Linked DNA regions of Mus musculus: region 2 is linked to region 1. A link is a loop called in an ENCODE intact Hi-C map of the cell type or tissue named here. Cell type or tissue: heart. All regions are shown on one strand. Each heading gives the region's core, and the rest is flanking DNA. Links, peaks and the distances in the headings are about the cores only. Region 1 has its middle 11 kb from the start of Gm11548. Region 2 overlaps Qrfpr (pyroglutamylated RFamide peptide receptor).

The links. Hi-C counts contacts between places; a loop is a spot of excess contacts. Peaks named below come from ENCODE experiments on the same cell type or tissue, not always from the same donor. Only the 100,000 strongest peaks of a DNase experiment are listed, where the experiment ranks them.
Region 2: it touches region 1 in a loop (9-fold over the local background); 18 of 42 quality-filtered maps call a loop at or near these places.

Annotation. Positions count from the first base shown.
Region 1 is chr3:36,494,071-36,496,871 of GRCm38, reverse strand. No RefSeq gene overlaps it. Among named protein-coding and RNA genes, the nearest start is that of Gm11548, 11 kb to the left of the region's middle. In heart, for the core only: a CTCF peak has its summit at 1,196 (motif pointing right); a DNase peak (open chromatin) is centred at 1,291; H3K4me3 peaks cover 210 bases; H3K27ac peaks cover 334 bases.
Region 2 is chr3:36,180,140-36,182,940 of GRCm38, reverse strand. It overlaps Qrfpr (pyroglutamylated RFamide peptide receptor), which reads left to right. Exons shown (of 6, transcript NM_198192.2): 4 at 252-487; 5 at 1,899-1,996; 6 at 2,646-2,801. Among named protein-coding and RNA genes, the nearest start is that of Zfp267, 30 kb to the right of the region's middle. In heart, for the core only: a CTCF peak has its summit at 1,232 (motif pointing left); no DNase peak of the experiment used is centred there; H3K27me3 peaks cover 470 bases.

The DNA of each region.
Region 1 (2,801 bases), core at 220-2,719:
CTCTGCCTGAGCCTCTTCCGTCCTGGTGAACGCTTCAGTCCTGAATCCTGGGTCTGAAACAGCTTTGTCCACAGCAGGCTGTCTCCAAACCTGGGCAGAGGACTATTCTAGCAATTCCGTGCACAAGGGTAGGCATCAATGTTCACCCAGGACAGGCGGCTGGAAGTGACTACCCACTAACTCAAGCAGAAAGTCTTAGTATGGAAAGTCTCTTATTTAGTAGCAATAAATAATGCCTTTCCTACTGGGATCCAGGACCCAGCTAAAAAAATTTGTCTCTCTGCCAGGCCAAAACCCACCTGAAAGGCTAAGCCTGAGAAAGTCACTAAACTCTGTCTTAGCGGCTCTTCTTGGCACTGGCCTTCTTCACTGGCAACCAAAGCTGCCAAGTAACGCAGTGTTCCCAACATTAGGCCCGGGACCAAAAGTCTTTCCTTAAAGGATACCCCTGCCCCTTGAGAAAAACGGAACATCTAATTCTATCTGGGCGCGCGGGGAGCAGTCTCTAAATGTGAGCATTCATGAAGTAGAACGTTATAATTTGTTTGTTTTTGCAGATCCCTTGAGGGCAGTGAATGAAAACACGGGCATGGTCCCTTCTAGGTATGGTTGAGAGAAGGTTTTTATTGTAGATAGGAGGGAGAGAAGAGCCAGAGGCATCTGGACGAGTACGGATGGACGGAACATGGCCAGCAGAGAGGAGAGATGGGAGGGAGAGAAGAGAGGAAGAAGAAGAAGAAGAAGAAGAAGAAGAAGAAGAAGAAGAAGAAGAAGAAGAAGAAGAAGAAGAAGAAGAAGAAGAAGAAGAAAGAGAGAGAGAGAGAGAGACAAGAGAGGGGACCAGGAGAAGAAGAAGAACCAAGAGGCCAAGAGTCCAAAGGGTAACCAAGAAAGCCAGAGGTCAAAATGGGTGGGTTATATAGAAACAAGAACAATGATGCTCAGAGGCTGGAGAGGTTTGGGGCGGGAGGTAGGGGGTGGTACTGAGAGATGCTGAGAGAGCCTGGCCACTAGCATCCGCTTTTGCGAGCTAAATAGGCATTTCAGTTAGCCTTTTGTCCTGAGTTTCTCTGAGACCTAACAGGCAGGAGCCATCAGAGAACTGCGCAGGCCTGAAAGACGACTCAGGTCCCTTGCACACACTGAAGTGAGACTTCTGTGAGTTGATTCTCTTACACACTTCAGACAGAGTCCGCCAGGTGGCGCTGCTTCCTGCTTCCTATCAATTGAGGCGCTTCTCCAGCCAAGAGAGGTCACAGCCCTGGGATAACAGCACAAAGCTGACGTGATTCATATCAGGCAGTTAGCAAATGTCCAGCCATGATTGCTGCTGTTGTCATTACTAAATAAAAGATAGCTAAGGAATCATTAGCTATTGGTCCTGTGCCACCTCCAGGGAGGAGGTACAGGCATTACAAGTAGCTCAGCTCAGGATATTAAATTAGCCATTAGCTCAGGATTTTAAAAGCGAAACCATTACTTTTCGGCACCCTTGACCTGCCTATTTTCCGGCCAACCTGACTTTGCCAATATATTGTGAAGCAAGATGGAGGTCACCACCACAGGGCTAAGCTTCTGACATGGAAATATTGATCACTTTGGTTTGGGTCCAGGGTAAGCTGAAAGAAAGTCTCCAGACATTGCTGGTTGTCTAATAGAAAATGCAGCTTCCCAGATAGTCAGCTTTGGCAGGACTGGCATTGAGGCTGGGTACTTTCTCCTTGTCTGGGGCCACAAGCAGTTTCCCCTCACACAACTCTGATGAAAGTTAAAAACGCCTGGGTATTTTTTTGTCTACTTAATAAATGATCTGTGACTAACGGTGGGCTATAATATATTGAGGCCCCCTCACTTCTGTTTTGTAGCTGGATGTAGTACAATTTTGATGGAAACTGCTAGGGGAGATTTTATGCATTGGTATTTTATTATGGCTGTATAATATCTAATAATGGTTTGGCTTATAGTCTTTTTAAAAAGAAATTGTATTCTGTACCTCACAGAAGTAATTCCAGCACGTCTGCTGGTGGCTGGAGGAAACCCTAACAAGCACATGGTTTGGTGAGTCACTGTTCCTGGCCCCTCAGCAGTAACACAGGCTGAATTGGGTGCTACCCCAGGAAACTTTGTTTTATTAATTTATTCTCTCATATATAACATCCCAACCACAATGTCCCCTCACTCCTCTCCTCTCAGCCCCCTGCCCTGCCACCTCTTTCCTTCTCATCCACTCCTCCTCCATTACCTTTCAGAATGGCGCAGTCCTCCCAGGGATATCAACCAAACATGGCATATTAAGTTATAATATGACTAGGCAACTCTCTTTATAATAAGACTGGACAGGGCAATGCAGTAGGAGGACGGGGTTCTAAAGGCAGCAAAAGCATCATAAACAACCCCTGCTCCCTCTGTTAGGAGTCCCACAAAAACACCAAGCTAAAATAACTAATACACACACACACACACACACACACACACACACACACACACACACACACAGAAAGGCTAAATAACAAGGAGGGCTCAGGAGGGGATGCACGGATCTCCCTGGGAAGGGAAAATAGAATAGATGTTGTGGTGGACTGAGGGCAGGTGGGCACAGGAACAGGAAAGAGCCTGATTGGGTCTAACCCAGGCCTCTAGGAAACATTTAATGACAGTCCTGTGGTTTGTTTGTTCTGTTACAACTTGAAGCAAACTCAGGGCATCTGTGGCCAGTGACTCACCTACGAGAACATTATCTTTGGCCATTTAACCTCTGTCTCATTTTCCTCCTCTTGACGAATGACAATGATAAGAATAAC
Region 2 (2,801 bases), core at 125-2,624, 310 kb after region 1:
GAAGTGTGCACAGACTTATTTCAAAATCTTATTTCAAATATCTTATTTCAAATCTAAAAGCTCAGAGTTCTCAAAAAACCTAAGCAGGTGAGTGGAAAAGCTGCACTTTACTGCAACATAGCAACAAAACAGTGATTCACGTTTGAAGTCGGTGACAGATGTGGAGCCTTCCAAAGGGTGGTCTGCAATGACACTTGCTGCTTCTGGTGTTGACTGCTGGCTTTTGTAACCCACTTATCCTTGCCATAAAGATTAAGTATGACTTCCTCTATGAGAAAGAACATGTCTGCTGTTTGGAAGAGTGGGCCAGCCCCATGCACCAGAGAATCTACACCACCTTCATCCTCGTCATCCTCTTCCTCCTGCCGCTTGTGGTGATGCTTGTCCTCTACAGCAAGATTGGCTATGAACTGTGGATCAAGAAGAGAGTTGGAGACAGTTCAGCACTTCAGACTATCCACGGGAAAGAAATGTCCAAAATAGCCAGGTCTGTTTGCTCACCTCTGTGTAAAATGGCTTAGTCCGTCTTCCTAGAAGGGACAGAGTTGCAAGGATGCCAGAACTCTTGGGTAGTTTAGTCAAAGTAGCCTCAGTTGAGAGTATTTAAACCCTTGAAGCTGTTTGCAATTTAACGTGCGGCAGAAAGTTAGATCAAAATTGTTAGTCCTTAAATCAGAAGTAAAGTTGGGGTTATGAAGAGAATTAAGATAGTGGTTACATTTCCATCTCTATACAAATATAATCTGCAGGAAGAATGGTGAACCAGTGTCACAACTCTGTGGTCTAATGGGGGTCTCTTCTCCCTGTCACTTTGCTGGCCATGTGACACAGATCCGCATCTTTGCTCCCCCCACACACACACCCGTTTCTTCATATATACAAAGTTACATAATGGTTCTTGTAACCAAGTTATTCTTACTATAGCATCCCTACTTCCTGCTACTCAGAGGTGGTGCTAATAATATACATGAGATGGAATGTATAATAAAATCTTTTTAAACCAGAGCATATTTATGTATATTAAATGATTACTGTTGAAAATTTATTTTAACATAACAGCTATCTTTCTGACTTTCTTCATTAGTATACACTTAAAAAAAACACTATATAGAAGATGGATTTTATAGTCTTTATTAAACATTCAAGTAGAAGCGAGTTAATAATGCCTCCAGTTCAGATTTCCAGGGATTTGATGGGGTTTAGTTGAATCACGACTGTGCAGCGCCCTCTAGTGAGCCATTTGTATACAGATGGGCCCCTTTATGAGAGACTTCATCACCATGGGTATTTTTATTAAATTAATTATCCCTTTTGTGGGGGGGGGGGTCGGGGAGGAAAGGAAGCTATTGACTTGAAAAGAGAGGTGCCAGGTATGAACTTGTAAAATATAAAGCAAATATATAGTTCTAGTGTAGTCTACCTTATAAGAAGAATAAAGAAATAAGTTTGAATTCCTGGTAAACTAGATTTTTAATTCCATCCTTGAAGTTTACTGTATTTCATAAATACTGATCTTTTGCTGTCACAGACATGAATGATTTTCAATATACAGTGAATTAAAGTCACTCAATTTAGACTCCTAAATCCAAACCCAAATACATCTGTCTGCCTGCAAATCATGGTACCTTCTCTGTGCCTCCGTCTCTGCATTGGTCCATTGATTTGCTTGAATATTAATGATATAATCCATGCCAGTAACCTAGTGGAACCAGGCCCACAATGTGCACAGGTCACAAGCATGCTTATTGCATGAAGACTGTGAAGATAGGGGTGAAACAAACTAGAAAAGGCGATGCTACTATGTTGGAGTGGGCTAAGCTCAGCTTTTATTCCAGTCTTGCTGTTTAACACATTTCCATGGGAAAGTGAACCAACACAATGCCCTCTTGTGGGTCTAGGAAGAAGAAGCGGGCTGTCGTTATGATGGTGACAGTGGTGGCTCTCTTCGCTGCGTGCTGGGCACCTTTCCATGTTGTTCACATGATGGTTGAGTACAGTGAGTACCTGGCCTTCTCATTTGGCGACTCTCTGGGCCATTTCCTGCTAGAGCAGACAGGCATGACTGTTAACCCCTGCTGTTAATTAAATACCAAGCCTTGAGTCTGGTTCTTTCCTGCTACAGGAGCGCCAACCTTCTGTGTGATGGGTGATTGTGTGTGATAAGAACACTTGGGTAAATAAGCGTAATTTAGTTGCCATACACAATAAAGAAAAGCTCCCACAATCTTACATTATTCCTAAGGGGGGGGGCATGCAATGTGACATCTTTTTACAACCTCGACTCCCACCTTATTAATTAATAATACCTAGGATATCGGTTGGTGCCTCAGGATGGTAAGCTAGGAGTTCACATGGTTTTCCATATGATTGTGTTTTCTGCAATGTGGGTGAATACTTGAAAGGCCACTCCTGCTGCTTCTAGTTTACATGACACTTGAATTATTTAGTTGAAAAGTTGTGGGTCCAGTAACATACACTGGACGCCACACTGTGTAGGTAAGAAAGGTCACCACAAAGTTTGTTTGTTTCTGAATAATCAGATTCCTGCCTCAAATTGTCTTCAGATACTTATATGTCACATGCTAAGTAGTTTTTAATTTTCTTGATAAAGTCAATCAGCATTCTAAAATATCATTCTATTTCAGGTAACTTTGAAAAAGAGTATGATGATGTCACAATCAAGATGGTTTTTGCTGTTGCACAAACAATTGGCTTTTTCAACTCCATCTGTAATCCCTTTGTGTATGCATTTATGAATGAAAACTTCAAAAAGAATTTTTTGTCTGCGGTTTGTTATTGCA